Regions from separate parts of the Mus musculus genome. Here regions 2 and 3 are each linked to region 1. Evidence: chromatin loops called from intact Hi-C (ENCODE). Cell type or tissue: left cerebral cortex. All regions are shown on one strand. Each heading gives the region's core, and the rest is flanking DNA. Links, peaks and the distances in the headings are about the cores only. Region 1 has its middle 15 kb from the start of Gm24382. Region 2 overlaps Med12l (mediator complex subunit 12-like). Region 3 holds the start of P2ry14 (purinergic receptor P2Y, G-protein coupled, 14).

Region 1 (8,556 bases), core at 1,111-6,110:
ATCATGATAGAAGTAAGCTCCAGAATACAGGACACTTCCCTTAGAAGTCTGACTACTCCACCCCAAGCTTCAAGGAAATCATCATGAGTGGCATGTGGCTTGCAAACCTGCTGCCTAAGACACAGGCAGAGGCTACAGCTGGCATCTCTTCAGAAGATCTCCCTCTATGCTGAGGGCAATGGTGTCAGCAGTGTAGGGAGGGAACATGTCAGAGATAGCAGGAAGACACTCTACAGAGGACACTTACATAAAACTAAACTGGTTCCTGGAAAAGCTCATTTTCCAAGTAGGTACTGTCTAGAGATAATTCAGCATCTAAACACTGAATCAATGAACATTCACGTACCATATTTAGAAAACTGACAAATTTTGGACCACTTTCTTTGGGTTATCTCCACCTGTCTGATGACTATGACACTGCAGCTTAAAATTCATCTACATTCCCATAGCACAGAATAAAATCTTTGATGGGTTAATTAGAATTACAGATATTAAATTAGAATTTAATGTAATTATTCTGTTCACAATTACTTTAAATAGACTTTCCTCAGGAAATTTCCAGAATTTTAAGCAATGACATTTGGCAAATGGCAGACATTTCTGTATCAAATATTAACTATATTATATAAGTGTATCTTATTATATAAGTGCACCTTATATACTCCTACACACGTGTATGTATTATATAACAATATCTATAAGTGTAGGTTGACTGTTTGATAGTTGAGCAAAGATGGATTAACATGAACAAAATGTAAATTATAAAATTATTGTCATATGAAAGGTATTTTGGAATTAATTTCTTGCTGTAACTGTCAGATCTGTTTTCTTCTGCTTCTAACTGGCCATTGCTTTCTTCTATTTACGTCTTCTATTTATGCTTTATTTTTCCTCCTCTGCAGACCTTTGCTTAGTTAAAGCCCTTATCCTGGTACCTGAGATAGTTCAGTGGCCTTTCAATTGATTTTGCCTTTGTTTGAAGTCATTTTTTCACATTCATCCAATGTTTTCTTATTGTCCACCAGAAAGTCCCACTACAATGTCCAGATGCTATTGCTCAGTGCCAGCTGTGCTTTTCTTTTCTGTCTTTTTTTTGATGCTTTTTTAATTTATTAGGTATTTTCTTCATTTACATTTCCAATGCTATCTCAAAAGTCCCCCATACCCTCTCCGCCAACTCCCCTACCCACACACTCTCACTTCTTGGCCCTGGCATCCCCCTGTACTGAGGCATATAAAGTTTGCAAGATTAATGGGCCTCTCTTTCCACTGATGGCCAACTAGGCCATTTTCTCCTACATATGCAGCTAGAGACACGAGCTCTTGGGGTACTGGTCAGTTCACATTGTTGTTCCACCTATAGGGTTGCAGACCCCTTTAGCTCCTTGGCTACTTTCTCTAGCTCCTCCATTGGGGGCCCTGTGTTCCATCCAATAGCTGACTGTGAGCATCCACTTCTGTGTTTGCTAGGCCCCGGCTTAGCCTCACAAGAGACCCAAGATACAAGATACAATTTGCAAAACACATGAAACTCAAGAAGAACGAAGACCAAAGTGTGGACACTTTGTCCCTTCTTAGAAATGGGAACAAAACACCCATGGAAAGAGTTACAGAGACAAATTTTGGAGCTGAGACGAAAGGATGGACCATCTAGAGACTGCCATATCCATCCCATAATCATCCTCCAAATGCTGACACCATTGCATACACTAGCAAGATTTTGCTGAAAGGACCCTGATACAGCTGTGCCTTTCTGGGTGACTCCATAGCATCCATCTGTAACTACTTCATAATAACTTGTCTTATCTAAATTGCTTTTTATCATATTTACACTTAATTTGTGTGTATGTCTGCATATACTCCATGTATGTAGGCTCACCAAAAAATATCCCAGGTGCTTGTCTGAAACTGGAGTTATAGACGGTTGTTAGCAGCCATGTGGGTGATAGAAACTGAACACGGGGTCATCTGTACAAGCAGTAAATACTCATAACAGCTGAACTATGTCTTCAGCCATGAATCTTGTATTTTACTGTTGTCCTGAGTCCCTTTTTTCCACCCAGGACCTCTCTCAAGGTTTTGGACTGTCCAGGTAACTCGTCCTTCAGCAGAATGTATCAGTTTCTGTACAGAAGAAATACTCACTACATTCCCTGGATGAAACACATCTCTCCTATTGATGGGATGATTGATATTTTCAGAGAACTGAGGTCACTTAGCCTGCTTCTCATAAAAACATTCAAATCTCAAAGTCTACAACTTTTGAGTAAAATTTTTGATATTATAAATGATGTGGCTGGCCACTGTCTGAGACTCTATTTGTTCCTATTTTATTTGTTTTTCATAGCAACTGAGAACAAAACAACAGAGACCAAGAATTGAAACTTTGTAAGTCTAAACCCTTATGCAGACCTAGGACAGGAAGGGCCAAACCTCAAGTTCACACCCAGCTTGTGGGTATAAGAGAGCTAAGTAAGAGACGCAAGGCAGTTAGGGCAGTTACAAGAACTCATTTTCCAAGACACATCTGAAAGAAAATGTATGGTGCTGCATCTCACTCAAGTCCAGAGGCCTTCAAGAGGGGGGAGCAGCTAACCAACTCTGACTCATGCCAGGGAATCAAGGCTAGGAGGGCAAAGGACAAGGCCTGGCCTGGGACTCCATGGATACTTGCCATAATTGAAGTTACAAAATATAAGTTGCTTTTATGTTATTTCATTTTAGGGTTGCTGCGGATTCTGCATAAGGCCTTATGTATACGAGGTATGCCTAGTGTCCTTATGTGTTCTTTATGCATGGAACCCTAACCAAGATTCGACTAGAACAAGGCTAAAGGGAGGACATAAGCTGGAGCTGAGGCCCTGCACTGCTGAACAACTGGAGCTGTCATCAGGCCGCGCTGTGTGATGTGTGGGGCTTTGTTGAAAATTACAAGCAGATTGTCATGTTCAAAAACTGCTAAAAATTTCAAGAAGATACAAAATAGCATCTTAATCATCACAATGAAATCCTCATGATTGGAGGAATTTTACTCAAAGTAAAGAACTAAATGCCAACACCCTGGAGTTTTCAGGATCGTGCCTTGAAACAAAATGAAAATATCTTATAAACGTGCCTAAACAAATCCTCCTTGCCCACTGTCATAGTTATAGCTAATTTTATTTATTTACTCAGACTTCCCAGGGTGACCACACGCATCTGCACAGTCTATCACGGTGCAAGCCCACGCTTGTGAATGGATGTTGAAAGACACTTTCATGAACCTAAAAGACAATGACGTTAAGGTGAACTTGTTGCTTAATTGAACAATATTCCAGAATCACATTTTAATAAGTTATCATGTAACAGTCTTGATGGAAATAAACAATATAATAATGTGTGCATTAATTTTTAAATGTTTATGGCTGTTATTTCATTTACAAATGAGTAAGGTCTCTGTGAATACAAATCTTTTTTTTTCATTTTTTATTAGATATTTTCTTCATTTACAAATCTTGATCAAACTAGCAAACTCTGCACCAACCACCCAAAGTATCTGCAATATAAAGACAAGCTACATGCTTTTACTCCCCTCTTGTGGTCTTGATTTGTCAGTGCAATGTCCCAGATAGCAAAAACATTTCAAGTCCTCAGCAGGCTATTTGATGATAATGGGAATTTAGAATAATATTCTAAATAATTTTAAATAATTAAGAAAATATTCTAACATATTTTTCAATAATAAACTTATGAGTTGTGTCATGGACCCCATGGAGTTAATTTAAATATTTCCTCTTGTGCTGTTTTGCCATGAAGATTGCCCAGAGAAACGTGTAGATGTTTTCACACCTGCACAAAATAGTCCAAATTGTCAATACTGTAAGTCAGCTAGTGACCTGGAATAAAGATGACTTGCTGGTGAATTAGCATCATCTTCTCAATTAAGTTCTCCATAAAAGAATTCTGGACTAAGTTTCCATCCTTTGTAATAAAGTCCCTCTTTGTCCTAACAGGAGAACATGTGGGATGCTGGACACACACTAGGTTAAGGATTTGCTACTCTGCATGGCTGTACTAGTATGTTGCCAGATGTTTCTTTTCATTCTTGCCATGACCAGAGACTCAATGGAGTCTCACTACCTGCCCTGCTCTCTCACCTCAGCCCCCTGCTCAAAAGATGCCTGCAGACTCTGCTCTTGGGACACTGATATTTCAACATGATCTGGTCTGAGAATTACAGGACAGCTGGCTCTCATTGACCTTCTTTTAAAAAATCTAAGGAAGCATAGAGCTTCCAGATGTTTTCACACAGGAGACAGCTCATGCTGACACAGGGCACCAGGATGTGAAAGAATACCTGACATTGTATATGAGCTCCTTCTTTGTTGTTGTTGTTGTTATTATTATTATTATTATTATTATTATTATTATTATTTTAAATAGTTCTGGGGGCCCAAATGCATACATCTGTTGAGGGCCTTTGATCTTCACTTTCCTGTGGAAAAAGATAAAGAGGCAAGAAATTATGTGTAGTAGGGACAGGAAGGGGGCTGCTGAACCCCCTTTTGATCAGGACCCTTCTCTGATAATAACTAACTTACTCTGATAATACTGTCATTAGTTCATTCAAAGGGCAGCTTTCTCATGTCACTTTTGAAAGGTGCCCCCCACTATACTTGTGTTTTGGGTTACTTAGCACATGAGGTTTAGAGACACATCCAAGCCATATTACAAAGTGTTATCTCCAGACCCATATTGCTCAAGCACTACCTGAGTTAGACTGTTCTGGAAGCCCCATTACCACTACACTTTCCCGGTCACTTCCAAAGGTTCTTGCTGACTCAGTGGGTCCAGATGAATTCTGACCTGCACATTTCCACAGGCTGACAGATGTGTTGCAGACAATCTCCCTAGAATCACCTTTACAAACCATTACCCTAAACTCTCTCTCCTCGTGACTCACAGCGAGGCCTATGAAAAGTATAATGACGCTTTGTTTCCTGTCAAGGTAAACCTTAGAATCATGGCATCTCCATCCACCAAGGTCTGTGTAAACATGTCATATTTCCTGGCTGTACTGAATTATTATAATATGATATTGTAGAGGGATTCTAATGATTAATAGTTGATAACTTCATAAAACATGTAATTAAATAGTCTCAATATATTAATGATGGACACATGACACTACTGTATGGGTTAGTTCTCCTGTGGCTGTGACAAAGGACCTGACAAGGAGCAATTTAAAGAGGGGTGTGTGTGGTAGTTCATGTTCCAGTCAAGGCACAGAGATGGAGTTGAGAACTTGAGGTGTCTGGTCAAGATGCACCAAGAGGTGAACACAGGTGTATGTAGGATTTCTTTCATTTACACACACACACACACACACACACACACACCACTTGAAATTCATTCTGGTCCCTCAACCCCTAGGAAGTTGGCATCTACAAAGTGGGTCCTCCCCTCCCCAGCTGCTGAATCTCTTTGGAAATGTTCACAGACACATCCATGAGTGTATCTCCAAATCCAGTGAAGCTAACAAGGGGTTTGATTATCACAGTTATCAATCATAAAGAAAGATCTTTATGTTCAAAAATAGCTCAGAGACTCCTGATCATGATTTCACATTCCTGATAGATATCATAAACCTTGCAGTCAAATATAAATAATAGTAATTTTACAAACCTTCAATTGTTTAACACAAATGACATTTAATTAACAGCTGTAATGGTTTTCCCTTTTAACCAGAAAGTTAAAATATTTGAAATGTCTTGCAATAACAGAAACGAGTTTCAAAAAGAGTGGAATGTGTGTGTGTCCAGTGTTCCAGAGACAATGTGTGCTCATCTTGTTGGAGCAGTCAGCTCCTGGCTAATGAGATGATTCAGTAAGAGGACATTGGCTGCTTTCATTTCATGTCAGGGGTGAGAGTCAAAGCCCTCACTTGAACTGTGCTGGCCTCCTGACAGGTTCCCTATAACAGGCCCTACTCTGCAAACCATGCTTTGGACTTCTTGTCCTGATCCATTGGAAGGGTCTGCAGAAATTTTCACGATGATGAGAGGGTGTCTGCTCACAGTAGACAGAAGTGTCCTTCTTGGTTCTCATTTCTGATGTAGATGCTACCTCATTTTTGGAGAGGAGGGGAAGAGGCTGTTAATGGCTTAGGGCTGAGGCACTGACAGGTTTCAGGTACCTCAGATTGTGTTTTCCTCTGCAGGTCACACAAAAACAGTGTAATGGAAACATCAGTAACATTTTCAAAGTACAGGGCCCATTCCCTCCAGCAGATATATTGAAGTACTGGCCCCTGCCTCTTGCCTCCTCTTATGTCCTGGTTTTTATATTAAGCCTCTTTTGAAAATTTCAACCTCATAAAAAAGACTCAAGGATTAATATGAAATATCTCCAATTTCTCCTTTTTGTCTTTTTACCTATAAAATATAGAAACAAGCTATTTATTTTTTCCTATTCATTATTGTAATAATATGCATGGTATATATCATATTAACTTAATCACTTAAGGGAGATTGTGCAGTCTTCCTTCCTTGGTGAATGTCAGAATAAGCCCAAGAAAAGAAAATTTATTAGGGAATTTTAATAAATCAAAGTACTGTTGGTATTAACCCCAGCCCAACTCCAGTAACTCAGTGCCAGCAGTCACAGCAGCAGCAGCAGCAGCCAAATATGATGTGTGCCCTTTAGAAATTCCCTGCCATCACTGTCTGCTCTCTTGCTCTATAGTTCTGTCTCACTTGCTCTCTTTGTCTCTTTGATTCTCTCTCTCCCTTGTCCCAGCTCTGAGAAGGCCTCTTGCTCCCCTCATCCCAATAAATATCTAACAATAGATCTGCTGTAAAGTGGAATCTTTGCAGGATTTCTGGACATTCACTTTCCAAGGTTATTTCCACTGCAGAACCCCTAACAGTTGGTAACATGAGTAATAATTTATACATCCTCTTGGAGAGCTGTACATTTTGTGTAGCTATACATATAGCAGTCATACTCACCAGAAGGATGGTCTGTGATTCCACATAGAAGGTTCAGATTTTACTCAAATTCAAGTCTGCAAAACACCTAGCCAGCTTCTGTCAGGGTTTTGGGATTTTTTGGTTTTTTTTTGTTTTTGTTTTTGTTTGTTTGTTTGTTTCATTTTGGATTTCTGTTTGTTTGTTTTGTTTTTGTTTTATTTCTAACCTTTGGGAGCTCTTCTACTGTAGCCAATTCATATGGATAAACTGTGTGTCATATAGTTCAAGACACACCTTTCTTTCCCTTGACTTACATGTTATGTTATTTTAAAATGTAGAATTTGCTTTTTACACTGTCGAGAGACTTTCCAGTTATCATTTTCTTATTAATTTCTAGTTTATGGTTTGAGAACATGCTGGGTATAATTTTTGTCTTCGTAAACTCCGTATGGTGACTTTTCTGGCTCACAAGAAAGAATGCCTAGTAAATACTGAATCATAACTTGAAAACTTTAGGAACATAGCAGGAAGGACTTTGTGCCCACAGATCTCCAGAGAGAAATATTAGGCAAGCAGAATTGGGTTTTCTAATGGAAAGATATAAAACCTGTTCTTCCACCCAGAAAGCTGGGAATTGGGAATGGTTAATAGCCATAGTGTTCTGTGTTCTCTGTTTGACCAGGTTATATCAAGCTCTTACAAGAGGAGGTTAGTAGTAGTCTAAATGACCCTTTTAGCAAGGGTCTCTCCAAGCATCCACCATCAGGACTAGACATGGCTCATAACCCAAATGACCTCTATGCTATCTGTATGGCTGAGACCAGGTCAGCTGCTTTCTTAGGCCTTTAAGCTAGAACAGGTAGTCTATCTACAGAATCCATTTTCTTGGAAGAAATGACATGTACCCTGAGTTGAGTTTTAATGTAATTATGTTTCCCTGTGCACAAGATATTAAACTATACCAGGAAACTTTTTCCCAAAGTACATTGTGTTAAAATTTGTTGGGAAGAAACTGCCTGACATCAGACATCTCAAGGTTTGATCCTGGTTGACAAAGGCAGTCTGAACAGAGTTTTTATTCTCACCTGCCTGCTGTGAACACCTGTAGGGTTCCCTTCATAAAGACTGTCCCACTCATCTCTTTCTCTGGATGAGATGCAAAAACTCACACCCTCTTATCTACTCACGTCCTCTTACCCGTGATTCACTGTTGCTACTGTGTGTTGGTATCCTGCAGTGCTGGTAGGGGCAATTATGGCTCTGTCTTCTGTCAGTCTGTTCTCTGAGCTGTACCCTTCACTAAGGTTTAGCCTATGGGACAACCTTTTCATGTTTACTGTAGAGTAGAGAGAACTGGGATTGGATGCTTATTCCTCGGCCACTGCTTCGGGGCCAAGCTGAATGTTCTTTCTCTGCAATAGTATTCATTACTGTAGACAGTGCACAGAGAATATCCTTACCTCCTCTACCTAAGCCTCAAGGCTTCTTTCTTGGCTCTTTATCAGGAACCTTGGATGGGTTCCTGAAGGAGCCATCCATGAAAGTCTTGAATCTTTGGTAAGTCTGTGACCCCAGTACTTCTACCCTTAACCAGCGCCCTCAGTCA
Region 2 (8,556 bases), core at 1,362-6,361, 800 kb before region 1:
AATATTTTCAACTAATTATGTATGTCAATATCAAGGGCACAATACCTCAGCAACTTTAAGGAAAAAAATTACATTTCTTTTTTGATTACGTTCACTGAGATTCACTATTTTTTAAACACCTTGGCTTCTATTCATAATAGACATCCTTAGCAGATCCAACTCGTGTTTCAGGCCTGCTCTCCCCTTCAGTTCCCATCTTTGGAGAAGAGGGTGGTGAGCTGGTTGCTGAGGAGAGGTGAGCTTGGACTTCTCTGGGGTTGTGGTTGATGTTGCATGAAGGGAGGAGTAAGTTACCACACCACCTTCCTGACCTGCCACTCCCTGCCTGCCGACGGGTACAGTGGATTTTAGATCAGTACTTATTTGTTATATTCAGTAGAGGCCAGCAGCCTGTGAGACATTAGGGAGAGTGCCATGGAAGTACCGAGTATGCTTTTCGCTACTGGAGGACTGAGAATCACTGGAAATGGCTGAATGGCCATGTTGTACATGAAAAGTAGCATATGGTGGGTAGACCTTTTTAGTTGAAGAGCTTCAGAAGTTGTACTGATTTGTTAGTTAGGTATGTGAACTTACGTGGCTTAAAAGTGGGTTTGTGTTTTTTTCCTCTCTGTTCTGGAAACTGGAAGTGAAAGATGGGAATTCAGCAATGGTGGTTCCTTCTGCTTGCTGATGGGAGAGCCCATGCCATGCCTCTGTTCCAGTCCCTCACTGTGCACTGGCTGCCTTTAGTATCTGAGCTTTGTGCCACCCTCTCGTGGCGTTCTCACTGTTTGCACTAATGTGCCCACGTTTCCCTTTTTATGAGAGTACCATTCATGTTGTGTTAGATTCCATGGAAATAATCATGGCTACCTCTAGAAAAGCTCTACCTCCAAGTAATGTCACAATCCTGGGGTTTAAGACTATAGCATTTCTATTTTGAGTGATAGAGTTGAAGCCCTAACAGAGATCCAAAGATCGAGAAACGTGGAGCCCATGTTGGAAAGCTTCAGCGTAAGCCACCATGAAAGGCAGTGCTACATCTGTTGCCTTTTGACTGTGACTTTGTCAGTCTCCTTTAGTTGGTAGCATCAGTTGGGACATGGTAGGCAGTGACAATGAATACCCATAGCCAAGTTAATCACTGTATAAAGGTGTTTTTAAGGTCAAAACTGCCTTAGGACAGAAACTGTCACCTCTTCAAGGTATCCTATGGAAGCTTTTCTGTAAAGTGAGTGTGAAAGATTAAGAGAAGCCCAATACCATCAGTTAAGTGTGGTGACAACTTTGTGTGCATTCCTGTGTCATTTGTGGTCTGGGAAGAAAGGGCAACTAGTGGTAGCCTCTGTCCTTTCTGGGGAAATTTGTGTGGTGTCTCAAGCTTGGTCATAAGTGTAGTTCTTGACTTATAATCCTTTAAAGGTTCGTGTGTTTAAATGACTATTAACTCTGTTTGATAGATGTAGAATGAAGCTCCTTCCAACATTCAAGAAAATAATATCCATACTGTGTAACTAAGTCTATTCTTTTCATCTTATGCTGTCTTAATTGGGTGACTTAAAATGCACTCGTTCTTGGGGGAAGATTATGTTGTATTCCATTTTGCCTTTCAAAAAACATACATGATAGCAGCATTAGTTAAGAACTGCTGTGACTTTTGACCAGCAGCCACAGACAAAAGTTTTATACTGGTCTTTCTCGGGGAATTCGTGCTCTGTTATGAGAAATTGAGATCGATAGTTCTAAGAGTGCCCTTAGGATTCAGTAGCCAAATGACACAGCTCCCACCTGTATCATGAGAATATTGGTAGTAAAGGGTCATAGGTCTTTATTATTCATAGTCTAAATTCAAATATCTCTGAAAATTCAAGATTAAACATCCAAAGCTGAGGAGAAGGGACATCCAGCTCTCTCTCTCTATGCATTCTCTGGAAGGGGGCTGTGTGGATGAATGTTTGCAGAAATGCAGTGTGTGTGGAGAAGGGTTCAGCCCTACATGACGTGATGAGAGCTAACATACTAACTTCCATGTTGACACACACTAAACATGAAAGCACCTGTACCAAAAGCTTTGTTAACATCATTGTTCGTCAGAATCAAGCGCCAGAGTGTATACCTATAATGCCCACAATAGTTCATGGCACATAGCAAGACTTGTTAAATAGGATTCTAAGCATTGAAATGGTTGAATTAAAAAGAAAACACGTGCCTTCCTGAATTTTCCACACAGAGGAATGATTGTTGTTCTGTTTTCCCAGACCTGTATGTGGAGAGGGTTGGTGCTGGCAATGGCTTATCATCTTTGTGTGCCATTACACATGGAAGAGTCATCTTGGCAATGCTGTCTAAAGTTAGAGTTTTCTGCTAAATCTGAATTTCAGGCAAGCAGTTAGCAAAAGTGTTACGTCAAATTTTCTGTTGGGTTACTTGGACTAAATTCAGTATTTGTCACGTGAAATATTAAATATTAGTAAAATAAAAAATTCCTTGTTACTTGTCTGAAATTCACATTTAGCTATGCATTCTGTATTTGAATTTCCTATATGACTTAACAGTCCTGGGCAGCTTTTAGTCATACTGAGGACCTCCAAGGAAGAGGGAATCATGTTGCATTCACATTGAGAATGGTCTTATTAAAAACTCGTTAGGGATGTGAAGCAGATTAAGGACAAGCAATGCAGATGTGTTACAGGCACAGCACAGACCTCTCAGCCTAGTGTGGTGAGAAGAGGGGAGGTGGAGAGAGCCCAGTTACCTGAGGGAAGAGCTCAGGCACGGCTGCCTTGGATGCACTAGGCTGGCAGAGAGCCACTGTGGAAGAAGCTGGCAAAAATAAAGAAAACTCCTTACCATGCTCCTCCCTGGCCTAGGTCAGCTCTCACTTTCTATCTCTGGAGATGCTCTCTAGGGTGCTGTGACAGCCTGGTTATTGTGTTCCATACAGGCAGATGGCACAGACTGAGGTTAACAGGAAACAACCAGTTCTTTGTGTATGACTAAGAGATGCTCGTATCAGAGCATCCCAGTTGTTTCTAAGTCGCAAGAAGACAGCTGAGGAGTAGAGAAAGGAAAGAAAGAGAGGCAGTCCGACACCTGCAGTTAGGAAGTGTCCTAGTATCATTGGTGATTCTAATCAAAAACAGCTTTGCTTCTAGCAGACACTGATCAGTCAGTCTCCCCATGCTCCTCAAACATCAGCTGCAGTTCCTTGTGTGGTACTTCCAGGTCCCCTCAGACAGGGCTAGGAGAAAACTCCTTAAAATGTGAGTGTTCTTGTGTATGGCCCAGCTCACCCTGCCATGGCTGTCAGGTGGAGGTCAGATGTTCCACAAACCCATGCTCTATCTCACAGGCTCTGCTCTGCCCTGCCCATGGGGTCTGTTGGCATTGGACAGATCTCCACAGCAGAGAGCTTTCATCTTGTCAGAGAGGTCCTTGGATGAGTGGGCTACCTCTGTAGTGAGCACTTCTTCATGGAAACTCTAAAGATAAATGCCAAGCAAGTACCTGCGGGAAGCACTGTTTGGCCAGCTGTACCGTAGGCAAAACCAGACGTATCCAAACTGAGCATGTGAACGTGCCTTAGCCAGCCCCGAGGTACAGCCTGTGCCTTGTGGAGCACGAGTGGCTGACTCATCCTTCCCCTTGTTGCAATTACAGTTCCCCAGGCAAGGCTTGCAGCAGACCCAGCAACAGCAACAGACAGCCGCCCTGGTGCGACAGCTCCAAAAGCAGCTTTCTAGTAAGTACCTATCTCACACTGAGCCAGGGGAGTCTGGGAGTCAGCGACAAGCCCGGCATAGTAGGCTCTTCAGAAATCACACTGTGTCCTCTGAAACATTTTTAAAGACTTTTTCATTGAAATAGAGCTCCATCACTTTCCTTCCTCGCTTTCTTCTGTCTCCTCTCTCAGCTACTCTCCATTAAACCCCTCCTAGACCTCCACTGTCCACTCCTCCTCTTTTATTTGACTACTTTTGTTACATACATACATGCATACATACATACACATATACATACATACATATACAGATGCATACATTCATTTATTCATACATGCATGCATACACACACATATATCCATGCATGCACACATATGTGCACACATACATATATGCATAATATATGCATACATGCATGCATACATACATACATTTTTTTTTCATGTTTGGCTTGGTCTGAGGTATTTCACTTTGTCTTAGTTTGATTAGTTTTGGACTTACCTTTTTCTTCCCCTGGAAAAGCCACATTTTTCCCCTTAAATTCAGTATTTTCCTGTTGTTTTATGTGACTTTCCCAAAGCACACCCAACCCCCTTTTGTTGGTTTTATTTTATGGTGCTGAGGATAGAACCCAAGGCTTCCTGTGTTCCAGACATGTGTTCTACTGCTTAACCTCAACTCCATGCCCGGGTCTTGTTTTTATAGAGCTAGAAATGTTTAAGGAGAAACTCATCCCATGACCTTGACTTAGATCACCCCTATACCAGTATCTCAGGATAGAATCGTTTTAGAGATGGAGTGAGTCCCTTGTGTGGTGAAACATAGTGGCCTGGAGTCACAAGACCTGATTTCTTTGCCAAGGTGGCCATTATTGGCTAGGTCACGTTTTCCCACCTATGAAAGTATAGGAGACACGTTTTCCCGTGGCTTTCAGATTCAGTGTTTCTGAGTTACAGGGTGGAGTCTGCTGCATGTTGAAACAGTGATGTGGCATCCATTTGTGGCTGAGGGGTAGCTTTTTGCATGACTGCTTTGCATGTGGGAATCTTGACAGAGAGAATTGCCCCCCACCTCCCTCCACACTCCTTGGTGTCTCTGCCAGTCATATCTTAATTTTTCTTTATTTTATTTTGTTTTTGTTTTTGGTCTTTAACATATAATGTACACTTGTCTGTGTCTTTATGTAACACATCACCATGTTCCATGAATACATACATGAGATTTTTCTTTAATTTCCAAACCTGAAATATGTGTGTATGTTTTCATGTAGCCTCAGTTAATTTTGGTTACGTGAAGTAAGATCAATTTTTTTCCTAGCTGTTTTTTTTAAGTAGGTATACTCTATTAAATAATCTGTGATTAAAACAATGAAATACGACGATATTTTTGAGTTAAAATTCTTGCAGAGAATATAACCTGAAGGCTTGGCCTTATAGTGTTTATAAATCAGCACTGAGGAGTCCTGTATTGCAGACTTATCTGAAGAGCATGTCAGCTTGCTCTGCTGTCCCCAGAGTGTCAAGAGCTGGAATACAGCTCTTGGACACTGTGAGTCAATCTATCTAATCCCGAGGCATTGTGTGGGCAGCTGTGGGTCTCTCCTGTAGACTTGGCCCCTCTACAGAATACATTTGGTCACATTACATGGTTATTGGCCCCAGGGTCTAGCCTGTTGCTCTGTCCTCCCATACCTGGGGCTGTTACTGAGAGGCCCGCCAGAGAGAAGGTGTTATCTGCAGCACCAGTTCACATCTGTAACTGTTGTGTTTGCTTTCCCCTTAGGTAACCAGCCACAGCAAGGAGTGACTCCCTGTGCACACCCTTCACACTTTTGAATCGGAAAGAGAAGACATGAAGTTTATGTTTGCACTGAAAAACAGAAAATCAAATTTAGTAGTCCTCATAAGACGTCTCCTTTGGTCTTTGGTTATTTATGTTTTCCTATATTTTATGCTACATTTCATGCAGAAGTATTTAAATAAGTAAAGGAGTCATGGTTTGGTTTTATCAGATTTAAAATAGGTTTTAAAATGTGGATCATACAGGCCTACTCCAGATAGTGTGGTAGCAGACCTTTTGAAACTGGTGCTTTTTTATCTCATATTTACATAAAGAATGAATTATGGTAGGTTTAAATATTTATGTATTCATTAACGATTTTTTTTAAACCTGTGGTGGACCAAACTACTGATTTGAAAGCTGTGGCAGGTCTCGCGGGAGTGGACACATTAGCTCTTCACTCGACCGTGGCGGTGGGGTGAACATTTTTTTTTTTTTTGCATCACTTTAATTTGAAATGTTGATCATTTTCATAAGCACTTTATAAACTTCGTTCGCATTTATGAAGGACTTGGCTTCGCTTTTGTTGTGGTCCAAAGGTGCTGAAACGGATTGTTGCTTAGTACTTCCGCTTCTTCAGGGCTTCTGCAAGAGCCACCTGGAGGACTGTGGGAGTCTCTCAGAAGCAGCTGCACTCAAATTTGTTCCCAGTGGCAAAATCTTTATCCAGATTCTTCATGAAGGTACAACCTATAACCACGGGAGGCCAGAAGAACCACGGTGGAATCGGTCCATTTTACTTACTGCCAGTTTTGGTTTAAAAAAAAAAATAACTGTCCAGTTTAGGTTCTTCAGAACCTCATGCCAACTTGAGAAAAATAAAATAAAATCTCACAGCTGGCCTTAGATTCCACAGTGCTCAGACTTGACATGGTTTCCAGAGGGTTCTGGTAGTCATCAAAGGTATACTTGCTGTTAATTTTGTATGGTAAGTATTTACAATTTTGAATTTAATTATTAATGTTGGTGTCAGTCTTGGTTGTGTATTGCTTCTACTGTATTTATAAACCGGTGCAAAAAGCACAAGTAAAGTAAATTATACATCAAAATTTATTATAAAGAAATAGTAACTATTTTAACTTTGTTCAAGTATGTGGTAATTTGCTCCTATTAGAGTGAAAAAATACAGTAAATTATTATCAGTTTGTGTAACTTAAGAGTATTCCGTATAATATTTTTTTAGAATTAGATGCATACAATTTTGAATGTGAAAATTGCAGGGCATTTTAAGACATGTAGGGATCTTTCCCTGTCCTTTGTTGGGTTCACTTTCTTTTTGCCATATGATTTCACATGTAATGTAGTCAAGCATACTGTGAATAGATTGTCTATGAAGAGCAGACCCTGTAGAACTACTTTTTTAAAATGTAGCTAGTACGACTTCAGATGATTTCTTTCGCAGATTGTTATTATAAATAATTTATATCTTCCTAGGTGAGTTACCCATTGCAGAGTTTGACTCATTCAAATGACCTCAGATCCATGTTTGCTTACTTTGCCATGGCGACATCGTGTGAACTGCTGTGTACACTGTGAAATATACCCCTCCAGCCTGCTTGTTTTGTGTTTACTCTGGGCTGGAAAAGACTTTGCCAAACATTAAAGACCATTCTTCCCACCGAGTTCACATTCTCTCTGCTCTCAGACAGTGCAGTACATTTCAGTGGTCCCATATGTCCGCTTTGCTTTCCTCTCCAGAGTCATTCTTAAAATTCACGAAGCTATCCTCCTCCCTCCCCCCGCCCCGGGTAATAGACCATATGATTGCATTCGCAAAACCACCGAAGTGTGAATGTTGTGCCTAGTGAGTGGGCCATATCCTGTCCTCTCTGGTCTTAATTCAATGATTGTTGATGGTTAAAACTCCAGCTTCAATCTGAACCTTGTCCTTTTCGTAGCTCAATATTGTGAACAGCAGAACGAGTGTTAGAACTGCATAGCATTTGTTTGCACTTTAAACTTTGCAGAAGTTAATTTATTAATCATTTTGCACATGAAGGCTATGGTTATTCCTTTGTCGTTGTTTGTTTTATTTGTTAAGATGAGGAAGGTAAATCATGCTAAAGCCCTCTAGTTCTGAGATGCCGTGGGGGATGAGGAAAAACCTAGAGCTCTTTGCCCTGCGCGTTACAAGGAAAGCAACTGGAATTTTAAATTTAGTTATTATATTTACTGCCACTTAATTCTGCATTCTGAGAGGTTTTTTTTTTTCTTTCATAGCAAATGCATGTGGTTGGCATTAAAATTGTCCTAAGGAAAAAGCTCTATTGCAGAACCTTGTCATTTGCTGGGTGGGTTGCAGATAGGAAATTAAAGACCAGACCTTGAAATCTAATGGAATTGGGTATACTTACCATTTCTGGCTATAAGAACCCCTTAACATCTGTGTTATATTGTAAGCTGAATCTTTAGAGGGTGGCATTTCTTGTTTTATGTACCCTTTTTCATCTAAAAGTAGAGGGAGACTACTCTACGGTGGGTATCATTTGACCTCTGGCAGCCATAGAGTACCAATGTTAACTGGAGTCAGCTCATGTCTGAGGTAGGGGCCAAAAGAAAGTAGGCATTACGGAAAGTAGGCATCAAGTTCCAGATGAATGGCATGTGCTAACAAAGCTCTTGGTCTTAGTGATCTGGGCTAACTGAATGACTTTTGCTTTTTTAATTTACAAGGCTCCTTTATAAATAGATGAAATAAATTTATAAGTAGATGAAATTTGGACAGAAGCCAGAGAAATTATTCTAGAAAAATCCCAGTCTTTAGAATAAAAGAGGTGAATCATATGATACTCCCACATATATTTGGGTTAAATTAAACATGTAATGTTAGTACGGTGAAATATGAAAATAAAACCCACCATTTAAATACAGTGAAACTTGATTATATAGAAGCAGTTGTCTAGACTCGTGGAGGAATTCTGCCTTAGAAAGTCTGTCTTCAGAATGGCTCTGAACCATGGGTGCCTGAGCAAGGCTTTAAAGTTATAAGGAAGTGTCACTGTACCTGTAGAGC
Region 3 (8,556 bases), core at 1,308-6,307, 980 kb before region 1:
TTAAATATGAGTGAAAGACCTATTTAAACATCAAGACAGGAGGAATTCAGTGTAGCAGAATGTAAGTTGTATGTGGAACTTTAGCAGCACATTGCTGTCCTTTAAGAAACCACTCTTGGTTGTCAGTTCAGTCTCTGTGAGCTCGTGTGAGCCCAGGTTAGTTGATGCTGTGGACTTTCTTGTGTCCTTGACCCAGCTGGCTCCTACAATCCTGCCCTCCCATCTTCTGAAGAAGTCCCCAAGCTCCACCTAATGTTTGGCTGTGGGTCTCTGTATCTATTTCCATCATTTGCTGGCTGAAGCCTCTCTCATGACAATGTACTGGACACCAGTCTATGAGTATAGCAAAATGTCACTGGGGATCAGTTTTTATCATAGGTTTTATCTCTGGGTCCTGGCTCTCAGGCAGTGTCAGGGATAGGCATGGGTTTCAAGCTGGACCAGTCATTGGTTGGCAACTCGCACAAATTCTGTGCCACCTTTACCCTTGCCCATTTTGCAGGCAGAACAAATTATAGGTCGAGGGGATTGTGCCTGCGTTGGTGTCCCAGTGCCACCACTGGAAGTCTTGTCTGGCTACAGAGATGGCTGGTTCAGGCTCCGTATCACTAAGAGTCTTAGCTAGGGTCACCCTCATAGATTCTCATGAGTTTCCATGGCACTGGGTTTCTAACTTGTCCTAGAGATGTCCCAATTCCAGTTGTCTCTCCTAGTACTCTCTCCCTCCATGCCCACCACCTAACCCTTCCTCTTCTCTTCCCAACTCCCTTGCAGGCACAAGATTGTCTAGCCTTTGTAGGAGAGGTGTCTAATCTTCCCACAGTGTGATATGCCACGGCATGCTCCAATTTATCTGATAATTTGCATGAGATTAGATCTTTTAGATTCTTTTGCCAAGACAGCATTCTGTAGTAGCATATAGTGGTCCAGGGCTCTGAGAACTGCCTGCTTTTGTGGACCAGGTATTAAACAGATGGTCGAAACTACAGCACAGTGCGACTTACCTATATAAGCTCTTTGTGAACTCATGCTTTTTAGGTTAATATTTTAAGCTCTTTTAAATTGCCTTAAAATGAACATTTTAGAACTTCTTACATCTTTAGTCTACAGCACAGTAGTGTGGATGGGCATGTGAACAGCTCCTTAAGAGTCTCCCATGATCTGGAGGAGGGAAAAGTGACCCTAAAGAAGAAACGTTTGAGCAGTCTGGCTACAGTGTGTTTAACTGTGCTTTCTAATAAAAGCATTTAAAGTTCTGTTTAGTTTGTTGGTTTTAATACTTTAGCTTCCAATCTGTGTATATTGAGCAAATACCAAAGGACTGATGAAGTAATTCAGCAACATGGAAAGTGCCTCAGTACACACGCGCACACACACACACACACACACACACACACGCACACGCGCGCGCACACACACACACACACACACACACACACACGCGCACGCGCACGCGCACGCACAAGCGCGTACACACACACACATACACACGCACACACACACACACATACACACGCACACACACACTCACGCATGCATGCACACACACGCTTGGTGAGCATGTGAATCAACACACTTAACTCTTGTGTCTATCTTTGTGAATACAGGCCTAACTGTAGAACTCAGGCAGGGAAGGAATAGCTGGATTCTGGAGAGTGCAGGCCACGCAGGGCGGGCTGCACTTGGTGGATCTAGTAGGTAGTTATGGGCTCCCTGTTCTTTGATACAATATTCAGTTTTCTGGAGGAGTTAACATGATTTGTAAGTTGCTACATAAGGTGTCCTTTCTCCTGAGTCTCACATATGACTGTAACTTTCTCAGTTTTGGATTACAGGTTGAGTAATTTTGTGCTGATTTCGCTCTGGCAGTACTGCCTCTCATTTACTGAGTTACTAGTGCAGAGGATGGGAAAAGAAGTAAATTTTTATTGAACAGCTGCTATGGGCAAGATATATAAGCCTTAGGGGTTTTTTTTTTTTTTAATTGTTGATATCTATTTGCTTAAATAGGTACTAGGACAGAGGTGAAGCGGGTTAAAAAGTTAAAAACCCAAACAAATAATGTTATTCAGGATCTCAGCATATCAAGATTTAGCTGTCTATCTGCAAGCTTGCTTCGCCCCCCCCCCCCTTTTTGGGACTCCAATAATATTAACTATTTTCTATAACTCGATTACTGCCCTTATTATGTAAACATCCAGCTAAAGGGCTAGCCAGTTCTGCACAGTCTTGCATTTCTCTCCTATTCATGCATAAATTACATTTTTTATTAGTCATAGTCATTGTATGCTAGAGACAAGGAAATAGATTGGGAGCCGGATGGTTTCTCTGAGTACTAGTCTTGCCCTTTAATTAGACAAGTCACCTTGACTCTGAAACTTGCTAAACTCAGTTTCAGATTGGTAAGACAGAGACATACAGAGATTTTTTTTTCCAGTGTCCCCTGCCTATTCGGAACACCCAGTGACCTGACGATCTGACAGCATGTGTTCCAAGTCTTAAAGGTGGAGGACAGTAACCTATGAGCTCAGTGCATGGACCTGTTAACTAGAAATCCTCCCTGTCATATAAAATCATGACATGCTGTCACAGTGTCTCTTGGCTCTTGTGCACATGACATGAGCTAAAGGCAGAGAAGGGTCTTCTTTATTTTTAGGAAGAGTGGTCATAGGTATTTTATACCCCAACCCATAACAATTTCTTGTGATTAGCTAATATTTTAAAGTTGTCAGGATATAGTAAATACTGAATTTACTTCTTTTAAACTTCCTTCAGCATGAGGGCACGCTGTGGTTGAGTCTCAAAACCTCTCCCTACAGTTGCAAGTTTACAAATTTTCCATCAAATGAGGTTTTTTTTTTTAACCTATCAATCTTTAGGTGGTTGAATAAATAAACTAGAGCTTACCATAAGTATATTTTAGGTTACAAAAATGTTAGTCAGGCTTCATTTAAGTTACTTTACAATTTACAGAAAAGTAGACTATAGATGGAACTTTGTAAGTATCTTCTTCATCCTCGCCACTCGTGAATTGAAACTAAAACCACTCTTTACGTATTTTTTTTTAAGCCTTAGAGGAAGAAATCAGAACTTAAGGATCAAGGAAATGAAAATATAAACCCTAAGACACAAGCACCAGGAGGCCACTCTGATTCCTCTTTCTCTCTTTTGAAATTAGAGTGTGACTTACCATTGCGTCCCCGTCCCCATCCGTAGCCCAGGCATCAGTGTGTCTGGAGGACAGCAGGGACTCCCTTACATGAACTCCTTCACGTCTGGCTTCAGCTCTGCTGGGGTGGCGGCCTTCATGCTCTGTATTTGTTTTCTTTCCTAAGCATTTTAGTTATTGAGCTGCCTTTGCTCCGAGGGTTGCGTCATAACCCAGCTGCACTTGTCCCCTTCACAGGATCAGATAACTCCTTTTAACCCCATCTCTGCTACTGCACACTGCTATTCTGCATCAGCCTGAGAGCTTGCTTAAAAGAGGAACTCCCAATTCCTAGTCCGTGAGCCCACAGAAGAAAATCATGCTTCATTACCTTGCTGAACGTAGGGAAAGTCCAGTCTCACCTATAAATCCAGTGTTCCATTCATCACATAGGAACAATTTCGGAGACTCAAAGTGCAGAAAGCCATCTTACTTTGGGATTACCTGTAGTCTTTGACTCTACCCTGAACTGGATGGAATTTTCCTACTTACCAATTCTTCTGGCCTCCACAGTCCCTGTAGGTAAGATTGGTTCAGCGACTTAGTATAACATCTGACTGGTACTGAGGGAAATGTACTTTGCTTTTTAGCTTGGGCTGTTCATGTTGACAAGCGGGAAGTGCTGCATTAGGGCTCAAACCAAAACATTTAAAGTACCCTCTGAAATGTTGATGGCTCGCCAAATTCCTGAGCATCCAGCAGTACAGATTTCCACCAGCTTTTGGAGGCCGGCTCTAGTTTGTGCTTATATAAGTTGGAGCTGATGTAGATTTGCTAAGGGTTACAGATTGTCAAGGCCTGATCAAGGGTAAACAGCATGAAGGGGTGTGTGAAGAGGGAGAGGAACCCAGCCGGCAGGAGGATGGATTGTTCCCATGTCTAGCCATGACCTTTTGTGTGAAGCTGTAGTAATAATAGCTACAGTGTTCTCTGTTTGGATTCATTTTAAAGTTTTGATTCACATGGTTTTAACTAGCTAAGGTTCCCCCACTCCCCTTTGCTTTATTTTTTCTGGAAAACTGAACATTTATCTGAGAGTAAAGCACACCTGTGTGGGTGTCCACAGGAGCCTTGCCCTGTACTGGCAATGCAGCAACAGATGAGCAGAGAGTGGTTCAAAAGATGCCAGCCCCCTCTTTGGGACACACATGCCCTGTCCTTGTGGGATGCTAATTGTGCCCAGTCTGCACCATCCTTTAGTGGTGCGTAGGGACTTCCGACCTTTCTCCAGTTTATCAGCACAACTCCGGTCTGATTTTGGATAGCACTATTTCCATGTTGGTTTGCTAACTGACCTGTTTCTGAGTATTTAACAAATTGTTCCCATGGATTTTTTTTTTTTTTTTTTTTTTTGCTCTCCAGTTGTACTCTGGATTAACACAATACCACACCATCTCTCTGTACCATTATGCCGAGGTTCCTCCATGTGCTTAAGCCAACTTTGAATGCTTCCACCCAGCACTGGACCTGGAGCATTTTCTCTGGTCTTTCTTAGATTTCTCTCTCTTTTTTTTTTGGTCTCACCATTTTCCCCTCCCGCCCAACTCTGTCTTACCGAATCAAAAGTAAAAGTTCCTCAAACTGTCTCGTATCTCCTAAGCAACTATCAAACTGTTCTTCTAGCATCCTTTGCAGATGCATTAGAAAATAGTTCCTGTGTGCTGTCTTCACTTCCCTTCTACCTTGTAATCTATTTTCCTGTGTGACTTCATGGAAACTGCACAAATCCAGCCCCACTACCCATTGCTCAGCCTACTCGTTATTTTTAAAAGATATATAAAGGCAGCATTTGTTTTTTAATTGTGAAAGTGCACACAAATGTTCTGTCTTGACCTGTTTTCTTTTCTGAAATAACCCTGTTGTGAGTTTCAGGCTCACCTGGACTTCCTGTAGGAGCTCAGCAGCCTCAGAGCTTGTAGTCCTTGTGTCTTTGTACTTGTGGATGGAGTTAGGTGTGTGCCCCACACCTGGCCTTTGGGTTTTAAATAGTGTCTCTCAGAGCAGAGTCTGAACACCTCACCTTACCCCAGCCTCTCCAGTGCTGGGATTACAGGTTCAAACCACCACACTCAGTCTCTTGACCACTTCTCAGGGATGGTTCAGTGACATATGTGTTACCTCATTGTCACGAAACCATGACCACCATCATTCTCAGAAATCTGTTCATCTTGCAAAACTGAAACTCTAACACCATTACAAAAGCATCTCTTTGTCTCTGGAAGCTGCCACCCTGCTTCCTATCCACGTGGATTTGACTTCAGTAGGTACTTTAGACGTGTGGCATCACTTAGCCCTTGGGTGGCTGGCTTATTTCACTTAGTATATTATGATTTTGGTTCATAACATGCTGAAGCATGTAGCAGAATCACATTGCCTTTTTAGGCTGGATAATTGTGCCTCATGTGCAGGCCATGAACCCACCCACTATGGAGAGTTTTGTGCTTCCAAAGATCCATGGTCATTTATCCCTTTCATCCTGAGGCCATGAGAGTATACAAATACTGAAGATCCAGTTTTAAGTGCTTTTACACACAGTAACTTCCCCTTAGTGGTGGTTTAAATATTAAATGGGAAATTCTATAAATGAGTAATTCATACGTGGGATTGGTATCATTCCCAGTGTATCACCTAAAAGTTAAGTGCTTAATCTCAGCCTTCGAGCAAACACAAAAAAGCATCGAGACAAAGTTTATCTTTTCAACAACACTGAGCTAATGCCAGGACTCTTAATAAGCTTGCCTTCAGTTTTTTCTGAGTATCTCCTCTCTCTGTAGAAGTACCACCTCTAGACACATCTTGGACCCACTATGGAAGAAGTTTCCCTGCCTCTTATCTCAACATACAGAGCAACTCTGTCTTCACCACAACAGCAAGAAGGAGCTGCCACTTATCTGCCTCCCCCGAGCCACCAGCGGACATTTCCTCACTACCATCCGGGCACTGCTACTTCAGGCCCTTGGGTGCTACCACAGCTCGGGACCACAGCTGCTGCTTGTTGCTTTCTCCTACCTAGTTCCTGAGCTGTGAGGGCAGGCATGGTCTATTAGTGAGGCTTTGATCTCTGGTGGTTACCACATTTATTTTTATTGCATGGAATTGGAAGAATATAAATGTTTAAGGCATTCATTTTTTTTCTTCCACATTACTTAGTATATGCGTTTTGTAAGTGACACTCCTGCATGTTTGTTTCTCTTTCCTGTTCGTGTAATATGTATTTGTGAAAGCCACGGTGAGACTGGATATGATCACTTATTTCTGAAGTCTGGTGACTACCTACAGCATAAAACAACTATTTTAAAAGGAAATAATACTTTTGTGAATTGAGGCAGCAGCTTTGCTCACGTGACACCCACTGACTACTAGAATGTGCCCAGACAGGTAGAAATCCTTGAGTAAGATACATGTATATTTATTAAGACAAGGAGCTTGGAGTGTGTGGCTCCAACTTGGGTTGCTTTGACTGGATTAGCATAGAGACTCATTGCAGGATGAAGCCAGCCACATGTGAACGTGCACCGAGGAAGGTGGGCGTTGAACATTCCTGTTCATGATTGTTTTATATTTTGTAAACTGAAAGGAGAACTGGTAGGGTGTGAGAGCAGAATTTATTTATTCGTCTGAACTTCATTAAAGCTCAAAGCTCTATATCTAAGGAATTTCACCGACCCGGGACAGGACATGAGCTCTGTCCAGTGAGATAATGCCATTATCTGGGATTGAAGATCCAGTGTCAAATAAAATTGGCTGGCTTACACAAGGAGACATGGGGGTGTCCCTCTTTTAACATTACCATATGACCTGGCACCAACATATACTGGGCATGAGATACATGCAGCCTGGAGGGGAGAGGTTGGACCTGACTGCTAGAGAATACATTTCTATATACTAACTTGGGGTGCAACTCTTATTGCTGTGTCTGACTTGATCCAATCTGTATATTATATTTAGCTATCACTGTACTAACTCCCATCCTGGTAGACTCTCTTTCCACCCCCACCCACACAATAGAGTAGAGCAGCCATATCATGAAGTTCGCATTTTATGTGGGTTAGGCTATACCTCATTTCCAAACACACCACGTATCCTTACCGCTTCTGGTCTTGTACCTTCACCTAAAAAAGGTCTTTTCCTCGCCTGTTGAAGTCTTATATATCCTTAAACTGCAGCTCAGCCTCTTTGCTTTAGTATTCTCTTACCTTCCTACTAAGAATGGGGGAAGAAAGGGTGGGTGGCCTACCCTTATATTCTAAGAGATCTGCCCTTTGGTTCTTGTGTCCCATATGGTAACGGTGGTCTCTATTGGTTTAGAGGGAGGGAAGATCTTCTGCTGGTACCTTCTCAGTCTGATTTAGGAAGTCATTTGGCCAATCTGGTTAGGAGGAGACGCAGTACCCACAGGCTGTTCAGGTGGCCGGGGCAGGTTGCCTTTTGTCTGTGGCTGAGCCTCTGCACTTGATTTCTAAGCATTGCCATTTCCCAGTTGTCTTCAGTGAGCAGCTAAGTCTTGTCCGGTGACTATTGAGAAGGCGTCCCCTCCCTCTTCCAGGTTGCCACTTCCCATTTAATTTATTTAAGGTATGTAAATATAGGACAGTTTTGAGTGTATTTGAGAATATTTGAAATTGTAGGTATTCCAAAATAAATAACACTTTTTGACAAAACACAGCGAATGACTTCATGGGATGACAGCTTCCTGTGATGAGTCCCAATCCAGACACTGCTTCACTGAATATACTGTGTAAAACTACTTTCATGTTAAATGGGTAACATGTATGAAACATAATTTTGGATTGGAGATTGGGTTCCTGAGTTTCTCATTACATACATATAAATGTTAAAAATTCTGAAATACCTAAAATTCAAAAGCACTTCTAGTCCAAAGATAAGAGATACTTAGCATGTATGTAAAATGTTATGCTTATATTTTAATACTGCATTTCAGCTAGAAGTATTTAATTCAGTTCATTTACACACACACATACACACAGAGGCACAGACACACACACACACACACACACACATACACACACACAAACACACACACACACACACACACACATCATCATCATCATCATCGGATCGGGGCTTTTTAGTGTTACATCTCAACAGAAACTTGTGTTGACAAATCCTTGTGGTTAATCATCTTCTCTATTTTCCTGCAGAAACCTTGTCGTTGCCTGGTCTTAGGTCGTTTGCTTTTAGCCATTTGTAATCACTGTGGCTTTGTAAAGTCTTCCACATGCTGTGGGAGTGCTTCCAAACTACCTTTTCTCATCCTTCCCTTCCTGTGTGGAACTTGTCTGCTGCTGACAGCCATCCCGTTTGGATTCAAAGGTTGACCCAAGTCC

Evidence for each region. Hi-C counts contacts between places; a loop is a spot of excess contacts. Peaks named below come from ENCODE experiments on the same cell type or tissue, not always from the same donor. Only the 100,000 strongest peaks of a DNase experiment are listed, where the experiment ranks them.
Region 2: a loop joins it to region 1, with 2.4 times the contacts of the local background. A loop is called at or near these places in 12 of 42 quality-filtered maps.
Region 3: a loop joins it to region 1, with 5 times the contacts of the local background. A loop is called at or near these places in 5 of 42 quality-filtered maps.

Annotation. Positions count from the first base shown.
Region 1 is chr3:60,108,887-60,117,442 of GRCm38, forward strand. No RefSeq gene overlaps it. Among named protein-coding and RNA genes, the nearest start is that of Gm24382, 15 kb to the right of the region's middle. In left cerebral cortex, for the core only: a CTCF peak has its summit at 3,575 (motif pointing left); a DNase peak (open chromatin) is centred at 3,580.
Region 2 is chr3:59,309,211-59,317,766 of GRCm38, forward strand. Med12l (mediator complex subunit 12-like) reads left to right here. Exons shown (of 44, transcript NM_177855.3): 43 at 3,643-3,724; 44 at 5,487-8,556. The coding sequence ends at 5,539. Igsf10 (immunoglobulin superfamily, member 10) reads right to left here. Exons shown (of 7, transcript NM_001162884.1): 7 at 7,525-8,556. Among named protein-coding and RNA genes, the nearest start is that of Igsf10, 31 kb to the right of the region's middle. In left cerebral cortex, for the core only: no CTCF peak of the experiment used is centred there; DNase peaks (open chromatin) are centred at 3,246 and 3,608; H3K27ac peaks cover 211 bases.
Region 3 is chr3:59,127,304-59,135,859 of GRCm38, forward strand. The region is part of intron 15 of Med12l (mediator complex subunit 12-like); the gene reads left to right. It overlaps P2ry14 (purinergic receptor P2Y, G-protein coupled, 14), which reads right to left and starts at 3,459. Exons shown (of 2, transcript NM_001287124.1): 1 at 3,191-3,459. The coding sequence starts at 3,193. In left cerebral cortex, for the core only: no CTCF peak of the experiment used is centred there; a DNase peak (open chromatin) is centred at 3,356; H3K27ac peaks cover 398 bases.